Linked DNA regions of Homo sapiens: region 1 is linked to region 2. The links are chromatin loops, found by intact Hi-C in ENCODE. Cell type or tissue: natural killer cell. All regions are shown on one strand.

Region 1 (5,000 bases), 530 kb after region 2:
GTAAAGACTTTAACAATAACCTATCCATCTGTCCATCCATTCATCCCATAAATTTTTACTGAGCATGTCTTATGTGCTAGTGTCAAGAGCTAAACACTTGGCAAGGAACTGGGTACACAACGAAAAAAAAAAAAGACATGAGACTGACATTATACAAATAAAATGCTATTTAAAAATATTTATAGCATACACTGGCATATGCTGGAAATAGGATTATTATACCGTACTCAGTATATTTCCAACTGAATATACTTTAGGATTTGAAAAATATTAATTCTCAAACATAACAGATACATAGCCAGGAAATAACATAGGTATGGTCAAGCTCTAAGGGAATATGTGAAATACAATTTATCTAGGCCAAGAGATGCCATACAAGTTATAATTTATGAGAAATCCTCCATGCTATTTCTGTACCTTCTACATGCTTCTGTTACTGCACATACCACTCTATGCAGTATTATTTTATTTATAGATCAGTCTCTCTTTCTAGAATATAAGCTCCATATAGGCAGGGGTTTTTTTTGTTTGTTTTTCTGCTTAGAGAGTGTTTGGCATTCAACCAATGTTTACTGCATGGAGTGGAAACTAAAGAAATAAAGATAGTATTTAAGTATTTAGGTGTATGTATCTAGAACATAAAACTAAAGTTCTATTTCAAACTAACCAATAACCATTGCCCCCCAAATAATCCACATAAAGCCTATAATGCAAAAGGTGGTAAAAGCACAGCATAAAATTGTCTTGAACTTTCACTAGCAAATTAAAAAGACATACAGCTAAAAGGTTTAACTTTGTAGTAAATATAAACATTACTAACAATGGACTACTATATGAATAAGAACAATACATAGTTAATACCTAAGGGAGCTGTTGTTGGGGTTTTTTAGGTCTTGGTGAAGTTTTATTACCCATTCTTGATACTCTTGTTTTTGGATGGCAGTTGATTGTTTTAATTCATTCGACCATTTATTTTCTAGGTCCTAAAAGAAACAGTATACCAACTGGTTAATTTTTTTAACAAAAACAAACAAACAAAAAAACAAAAGAAAATGCAACTGCATACCTAAAAGTCACTGTATTTCACTTACTTGCTGGGATTCAAAATGCTGAGCAGCCAGTGAATTTACATCTTGATCTGTCAGTGATTTTCCCAATTCCTGCATGACTTTTTCCATTTCAATACCTTGTCTAAAACACAAATAAACAAATCAGGGATATTCATCAAACTTTCAAGGTATATGATCCTTCAGATTCATCAAACAATCTCTATAAAGTGAAAATAAAAAATTTATTTTATAGAAATGTGTCCAGGAATGAGAATTGTAACTGGAAAGTACTTTAGAATCCTTGGAAATGGAGACTAGCCAATAACGATGATAGTGTCATATAATATCAACATCATTTGTGCAGCTAAATTTTCATCTAAATGTATTGCACAGACGAATGCAGTCAAAATCTAAGTTACCTTTCAATTACCATGGCTAATGTTAAAAACTCTGGACCCCTTTTCACCTGCAAATTTCCTCAAAGAAGAGGCTCTGCAATTTCAGCTTAAATGGATTTTCTATTTGTATATGAACTAAAGTGACTTCAACCTCTGAAAGTTAGTTTACATTATATCCAGAAGCAGACAATTAGATCCTGAGTCAAATTACTATTAAGTCATAAAATTTACAGAGAGACGTAAAATACAGTCTGAAGATGTTAGTCACACCTTCTGCATTTATCCAAAGAAATAATGTGCAAAAATTAAAAATGGTTTTTCCTACAGGAAAAATTAACCAATGGTGTTAGAAGTACAGATAATGGTTATTTATGAGGGAAAGGGTAAAGGACTAGAAGGGCATGAAAGAGGACTCTGTAATGCTGGAAATATTCTATTTCTTGATCTGGGCAATGGTTACATGGTCGTGCTTAATTTGTGAAAGTTTAATGAGCTGTACACCCACAGTTTGTTGCCTTTTCTGTGTGTATGTTATATTTTAATAAATAAGTTCACTTAAAAAATTGAAATTAAAGATTATCTTCTAATACAAATGTATGCAAAAAGTTTGTTCTAAAACAAATTTCTAACAAACTGGGAAAGAACAAAACACAGATATAAACTAAGAGGATTTTATCATCCTAGTTAATTCAGGTAAATTGCTCTTAAGAGTGAATTTTTGGCCAGGCGCGATGGCTCATGCCTGTACTCCCAGCACTTTGGGAGGCCGAGGTGGGCGGATCACCTGAGGTCAGGAGTTCAAGACCAGCCTGGCCAACGTGATGAAACTCCATCTCTACTAAAAATGCAAAAATTAGCTGGGCATGGTAGCGGGCGCCTGTAATCCCAGCTACTTGGGAGGCTGAGGTAGGAGAATTGCTTGAACCCAGGAGACTGAGGTTGCAGTGAGCTGAGATCGTGTCACTGTACTTCAGCCTGGGCAACAGAGCAAGACTCCATCTCAAAAAAAAAAAAAGGGTGAATTTATACTTATTTATAACACTGATTAAGATATATATATATGATAAATTAAATTCAAGCAAGTTACACATATATACATTTCTATATATACCTTCTGGTAGTAAATATTCAATATCACTTAAATCCCACTTAGTTCTAAGGCAGATGACTCCATTAACTTTTAATAACTATTATGGGTCAAATGAAAATTATGCTTGCAAGTGAGATTCTTATTTAGAAACAGAAATAACTGCTAACCATTTATAAATACAAACAGATATAAATATATATTACTATTTTACATTACACATGTTCCCTCTAGTGGATAAAAGGTATCATTGCCATTTTTAAAGTTTAAAGAAATATCTAGAATCTGGTTTGCTTAAAAAAAGAGCACATCTCTTGTGAAGAAAAAGACAGACAGAAATTCAACAAATAAAATTTCATGAACATTTATTTCATCCTAAATATGTCCAAAAGGCAACTAGCTAATCATATAGTTGATGATACAATATATTTTTTCTATGATTAAGATAGAAGAAAATTTTATTACGTCTCAGATGAAATACTAAATATAGCCTGGCTCAGTATGTGAGATGTGACAACTCTGGCAACCTATATATTATCTTGAAGATACTTTAAGAAAAAAAATCATTATAACTTGTATTATTGATGCTGTGCCGAGAAACTGTCTTTTAAAGATGTACAATGGCATTAAAATGAAATAAGAAAATGTGTCACTTCTGCTCATGAAATGGATAAATAAATTAAGCACCAAAATTTCGGGTCAACCTCCACAGACACTAGTGAATTTCAACTTACCTTAAGTCATACTGTTCACCTTTGCAATAAATATTACCTACCAGAGGAATACAGCTTATTTTTCTTTTTCAAGCTAGCGGTTTGGACAGGTTAAAAATAAATTACAAAACTTTTAAAACTAGATGAATTCAAGTATTATTTATATGTTTAGAAAGAAAAAAGAAGGCCAAACCCCATCAAGAAATATGGCCAAATATGATTTCAAACAATAAAATAAGTCAAAACAAACCTCTACTAAAAAACTATTCCATGAAAAAAAAAAGTATGAATACCAGTAAATGCAGGTAATTAGCACGTTAATTGAACTTCCCAAAAGATGAAGAATCATGTAGAACACAAATCTTCAGATTTAGAATAAGGAAGCATTATAGACTATTAATGGCTAGATATATAGTTTTCTAGGGGGTAGAGGCAGCAAACTATGCTGCAAGTTAGAGTCACTCAACAGCTCAATGAAAGTACTAGGAATGGAAGTATAGGGAGCCAAAATGGGAATTTATCAATATACCCAAAGAGGCAGAATGAGTATAGTCACAGAAAACCTGACGGCTAATAACAGATTCAGGATGACTTGAAGGTTATATTATTTGAAGGCCTAGGAGGAAAAATCAAACAAATGAAGTTCAACAGAAAGTAATTAATTAGTATTAGGTAATTCTACTTTTACGTATTTTTAAAAACCTAATTCTATATTTTGTTCTTCTTTTTAAACTATATTCACAATTTTATGGGCTACATAATAAAGAACTAGAAAAAAATTTTGTCTTCCCCAGGGAAATATGTTTCAACTATATACCTAGTGGCAACCACTCACTGCAGGTATCTCATCAAAAAGGAATAAACTGCCCCAATACAGCTGGTCAACAAACCAAACCTATAAACAGTGACAAATATCTCAAAACAGCATGTTCTTTTTGACAAAGAGATCATTCTAATATTTTACAAAGTATGAGAATAAGTGGTCCAGAGGAGTACAATTGTTATGAAAATTTACAAATCTATGCAATATAATAAATATGCTAATTTAGTACACAGAAGAGAGTATCCCTCAGGAACAATTATTAAATACATTTCCTTATTATTTTTCTGTACTTAAAATTTTCTTAACCATGACAATGCTCCAAAGATTATTCTCATCTTGCTAGCCTTACTGTATTCTAATGGGAAGCTAATGAGAACCAGGAACAAACCAGCACATCTTTTTAAATTTACTCCTTTGGGACTATTAAATCAGTTACACACACACACACACACACACACACACACACACACACACACAAACAAAAGTGATTTAGTCCTAATATACTCTCACAATCAAAGCAACACTAAAACTATTATCTTAATGGCATATACACCCAATGTCTTAAATAAGTGTTTTTAAGATAATAAATATTATTAGATTCTGCTAAATTACAATGGATTATCTAGAAGGACACATCCTGAATTCCTATCACAATTTATATAGAGTTACTAGAAAGCAGTCAGGGAAGCCACTTATTACTTTAAAATAAATAATGCTAGAAGTTTTTTACATACTCTGAAGAAAAGATAAATAATAAAAGCATTGTTTGTATACTGTGTTAAGTAATCCATACAGCAGGAATTCAAATCTAATTACAATTTCTTGGAACAATACTAGTGTTATTATTTTTTTCTAAGGTACTTGAGCGTACAAAATGAACTGAAAGAGCCATGGTCATAGTTAGAGCAGGGCAATACAGAGGTTCTGAAT
Region 2 (5,000 bases):
CAAGAAATGCTGCACAGGTGCAAGGTGAGTCCACCCGTCATCACAACTTCTTTAGAAAAGTCAGTCTACCACTGGTGTTTGTTGCTTTGGCCGCAAACCACCAGTATAACTGCCTTGGTCCTCGGAATTGAGGGAATCACCCAGCTTTCTTGACTTTGTGTACAGAGGATGAGGACAGGGCTGGAATGGTATGGCACAGCTTTGGAAAGGGACATGTGGGTCTGTTATGTTTCTTTTTAGCCCACTGCCTGATGTCTCTTTCAATCTTCATTTCCTTTGGTCCTTCACTTCTTAGGTTTGTGTGCCCCTCTAAGAGTGGTGCAGCTTCAATTACACGTAGGTAATTTCTAGTTTAATGTCAGGGTCATTGTTTTGATCCGTCCTCCCAGAAAGTCTCATCATTCCTCTCCGAGAAGTTCTGGAGTAAAAGCTCTTCTTGTCATGTCAGTTCCCAGAGTCTGAACAGATCTTGTTCTAAGATCCAATGCTCTGTCCCTGCCCTCCATCCTGCATTCTGCTATCCTGAGGGCATTCAGAGCTCTTTTGTGTGCAGCTGACCCTCAAGAGTGAGTCCCCAAGAATTGCTGTGGTAGGTATCAGGCAGATAAACCTCCAATGGTTCAGTAACACTATATATATATATATATATATTTTTTTTTTTTTTTTTTTGAGATAGGGTCTTGCTGTGTCACCCAAGCTGGAGTACAATGCTACAATCTTGGCTCATTGCAACCTCCACTTCCCGGGCTCAAGTGATCCTCCCACCTCAGCCTCCTGAATAGCTGGCACTACAGGCAGGCATGACCATACTTAGCTAATTTTTTAGTAGAGACAGGGTCCCACTATACTACCCAGGCTGGTGTCAAACTCCTGGGCTCAAGCAAGTCTCCCTCCTTGACCTCCCAAAGTGCTGGGATTACAGGCATGAGCCACTGCACCTGGCCCCATAACACTATTTTAAACAGTATTAGAAGGTGGCTAAAACTGAGAAGGAGAGAGCAAAAATATTTTACTAATATAAGCTCAAGAGTACTTATTCTAAACAAACCTAGTTTCTATCCATAGAAGGCTGGTTAAATAAACCACAATATTATCACATGATGGAATATTAACAGCTATAAAAAGAATGAGGAACTTTAAAAATATATTGATATGGAAAATTATCCAATGTATACTGCTATGTGGTGGGGGAAAGGCTCAAAATGGTGTGTATAGCATGCTTCCTTTTCGCCTAAAGGGGAAGAACAACAATAATGTTCATTTGCATGTGTCCATATTTGCATAAAGAAATACCAAGAGAATACATGGGGCAATTTAACAACGATTACCTCTGGCAGAGGGGAGATGGAAAAGGGTAGAGAAGGCTGACATGGAGGATTGACATTAACTTTAAACTTCTTTATTGTTTCGATTTTTGTACCATATAAATTGCATTACCTAGTCCAAAACAATGTTGGTGGAGAAAGGATTCATACTTTGCCTAATTTGATTAAAGAATAGCACAAGAAGAAAACTCAGGCCGGGCACGGTGGCTCACGTCTGTAATCCCAGCGCTTTGGGAGGCCGAGGAGGGCGGATCATGTGGTCAGGAGATCGGGACCATCCTGGCTAACACGGTGACTCCCCGTCTCTACTAAAAATACAAAAAATCAGCCAGGCGTGGTGGCGGGCGCCTGTAGTCCCAGCTACTCGGGAGGCTGAGGCAGGAGAATGGCATGAACCCGGGAGGCAGAGCTTGCAGTGAGCCGAGATCATGCCACTGCACTCCAGCCTGGGCGACAGAGCGAGACTCCGTCTCAAAAAAAAAAAATAAATAAATAAAAAGAAAACCAGCATCAGAAGGTTTGAATGGAATCATGCCTGTTTAAATTGCCTGGAGTAACCCCAATATGAACAAACTTGAAAATAATATGAAGGAGGCTAGGCAAAGGGGAATGCTACATCACTGTTTCCAAGAATCCGAAGGATGTGTGCCTGAGGCGAGAGCTGGAAGAAACAGGCTTCTCTAACCTGAAGAATTACAGTAGTCTTGAAGACTTGTGAGAATGGGTTTCCCATCTGGCCTTGGAATCTCACACTCTGATTTATGTGAATTTTGTCTGACCTTCTGGACCCATGATTCCATGAAAGTTATTCCAGTGCAGATGCTCCTTGACAGTGAGAAAGAGGTCTCTAGCTGTGTTTCTGAGCATCCCAATCAAGGGTGCAGGGCAGTGGGTCAGAAGCTGTGCTCTGTGGTTCAGGGGGCTTGCAACTTGGGTATTAACCCTGGACATGGTGAAATCAATTGTACTCATTAAATTAGCATTCCTGTCCACTCTTTAGATAGATAGTAACTTCTCAAGACCAGGGCATACGCATCTTACTCATTTCAGTTAGTACTTGTTGAATGAATGAATAAATATGAAATACACTTTATTTGCAAATTGTTTGAAAAAGTATTTGCAATAAGTATTCAAAATTTTTTTATCTGAAGCAATGAAGGCTCCATCCAGGCATTTCTAACACTGGAAAGATGATATTGTTGCCAGTAGAGGGCAGTGGTGCCTTTATCAATTAATAAAAGAGAGCGGGAGCGTGTGTGTGTGTGTGTGTGTGTGTGTGTGTGTGTGTGTGTGTGTGTGTGTGTGTGTGTGTGTTTGATTTTAAAAATCTAAACAATTAATGTATTATCAATTAATAAAAGAACATGCGCACACACTCACACACCCACACACCTCTCTATTCTTTCTTTCCCAAATTAGCTTCTTCCTATTGTTTCATCAAGACAGAAGGACCTGTACATATAGTTCAGTGATGGGCAGTTGAGGTCATAGTCATTGACCACAAAGCCCCCTTGGCCAACTTGGTAAACCCACTGTGTGCTGGAATGAACTTGAATTCTACATCAATACCTTCTTAATAACACTCAGAAATTGTGGGGACTGTTTTCAGGGAAAAGAAGATACCAACCTCCTTCCTTCTTCTCTCTCAGGGCCTCTGACCCACCCCTCTGTCTCCTACAGGGTCCACATCTAATCATGGGAATCAGGGGTAGCCTCTGCAAGACCTGAGTTCTTCCCGAGTGGCGAAAGCAGGCAGGGACATGCAAAGGGCCGTGACTGCAGGCTGCTCAAATATTTCAGGGTACAAAGAAGCAGCTGTCAAGCCAGTGTGGCTCAGTGAGGGAGAAACAAGTCAGCCTGAAAATTACCTGTGCTGATTCTTGCCATAGACGATTTCTCATCCCCCTGCAGCTCCTTGTACCCAACCTACCACGTTCAAATCAGCACCAGATGTTGTTGCCCTGAATTCCTTTCATCAAAAACTCTGGGAAATATGACTTTCTGCTCTAGAGCAGTAAACTGGTGCTCCATAGACCTTGGGAAAGTCCTTCACCCTTGAGTTCTTCTGGATTTCGGTTACTCAATCTGATGCATAGGACAATTAAATTCACCAGTTCACCGCTTCCAAACCAGATGTTGTGTGTGCACAGCCCACATGGACTGCTAGGTGCCCATGTTGAGTGCCTCCGTGTGCTTGAAGGGCACATGTCAACAGATTGAGGAGCCACATGGTGTCTCGCAGAATGCAAATGGTGGCCCACTAAGACCAAATGAATTCCAGAAAGTCAGGTATATGTAAAGTCAGATTAGACCTAAGTGGGTAGAGTGTAGAATGGAATGGAATGAGGGCATGAAGAGGTGTCAGAAGGAAAGGGAGGATCGCTGCAGTATTCAAATAAAAATCATCCACTATCTTAGTGTAACTCCTTGCAAAGTGCTTCCATGCCCAGCATCTCACTAAAACCTCAGGCTGGATGGTAATGTAGGCCAGGGCATGGTGCTCCCCATTTTAAAGAGAAATTGTTGCAAACACAGGTTAAGTGACCTCCCCACGTTGACACAACTCACTTATGTCAGAGCCAGTTCTCCTGGGTCCATCCTTTCTATTTCTAGGAATGAGTATAGGTTGCTTTTGGAAATAAATAAGATTTCCATGTTTCACATAGCAAGGACACAAAGTTCAGTTTGGAGGACCTGGGAAAGGCCTTTAAAGTGGGAGGCCCCCACAGGCACACCAGATCGCCGCCAAGCACTGTCAGTAGGAAGGCGCTCGCTAGAGGTGAGCCCATGCTGTCACAGAGCTGAAAGGAAGAGAAGAAAAAGGAGAAGCCATCAGTCTCACTTTTCAGAGGTACAGATCAGGAGCTGTTTGGTGTTTAGGGTTCATTTTACTCCAACACTGCAAATAACTACAACCCTACATACGCTGAGTCCAGAAGAAGTTATGCAAAGGAGTAGAGGGTACGAAGTAAGTGTCATCTACTGCCCTCCTCCTCCGCAGTAATGAACACACCTCTCCTCTCCCTGGTGTTAGATGGGTCTTCACAAACAGTAATTATTGGGAGCCAAGGATTACTGCTGAGAGCACTGGCTTATCGTTGACCTGAAAGAGGTGGAAGGACAGGTGTACCCTGCGGCAGGAAGCCACTCTAAACGTAGGTGTGGTCGCTACCACTGTCTGTGGCTGGTACAAATCTCTGTCCTGAAGATATTTTAGAAACACTGTGAGACACAGTTGACTGGGTATATCACTCCTCCCAGGCAAGAAATTACTGAAAATAATAATTATTGTTATATTGTCAATACCTTGGTATATTACATTTCATAGCTTAAAGTTTTCATATGCATCTTTTCTTGCTTGATCCTCAACCATCTAGAATACACACAAGGCAGGATTTATTACTGTTCTTTTACAGACAAGGAAACTGAGACCCAGGGAAGTGAAGTGGTTTGGCCAAGGTTTTGTAGCTGGTACTTCACTGGGTGGAAACTCAAACATAGGACTTCTGACTCCAAATAGTCCCAGCGAGGTTGAGTAGTGTTGAGTGAAGGAAGGGCCCAGCTGCCACCGTGGGCCTCCAGCCCCTTTGAAGAGCCTCGTTGGATCTGGCTCCTAGAGAAAGGCAGTGCAGAGCTGTCTCTGTGCAGGCTGAGGCGCCTGGCAGAGCTCCTCAT

Evidence for each region. Hi-C counts contacts between places; a loop is a spot of excess contacts. Peaks named below come from ENCODE experiments on the same cell type or tissue, not always from the same donor. Only the 100,000 strongest peaks of a DNase experiment are listed, where the experiment ranks them.
Region 1: a loop joins it to region 2, with 21 times the contacts of the local background. A loop is called at or near these places in 9 of 110 quality-filtered maps.

The regions. Positions count from the first base shown.
Region 1 is chr12:4,524,393-4,529,392 of GRCh38, forward strand. FERRY3 (FERRY endosomal RAB5 effector complex subunit 3) reads right to left here. Exons shown (of 14, transcript NM_020374.4): 5 at 1,092-1,191; 6 at 862-983. Among named protein-coding and RNA genes, the nearest start is that of FERRY3, 12 kb to the right of the region's middle. In natural killer cell, CTCF peaks have their summits at 2,729 (motif pointing left) and 2,929; a DNase peak (open chromatin) is centred at 2,779.
Region 2 is chr12:3,993,456-3,998,455 of GRCh38, forward strand. No RefSeq gene overlaps it. Among named protein-coding and RNA genes, the nearest start is that of LINC03141, 16 kb to the right of the region's middle. In natural killer cell, CTCF peaks have their summits at 2,535 (motif pointing right) and 2,736; a DNase peak (open chromatin) is centred at 2,536.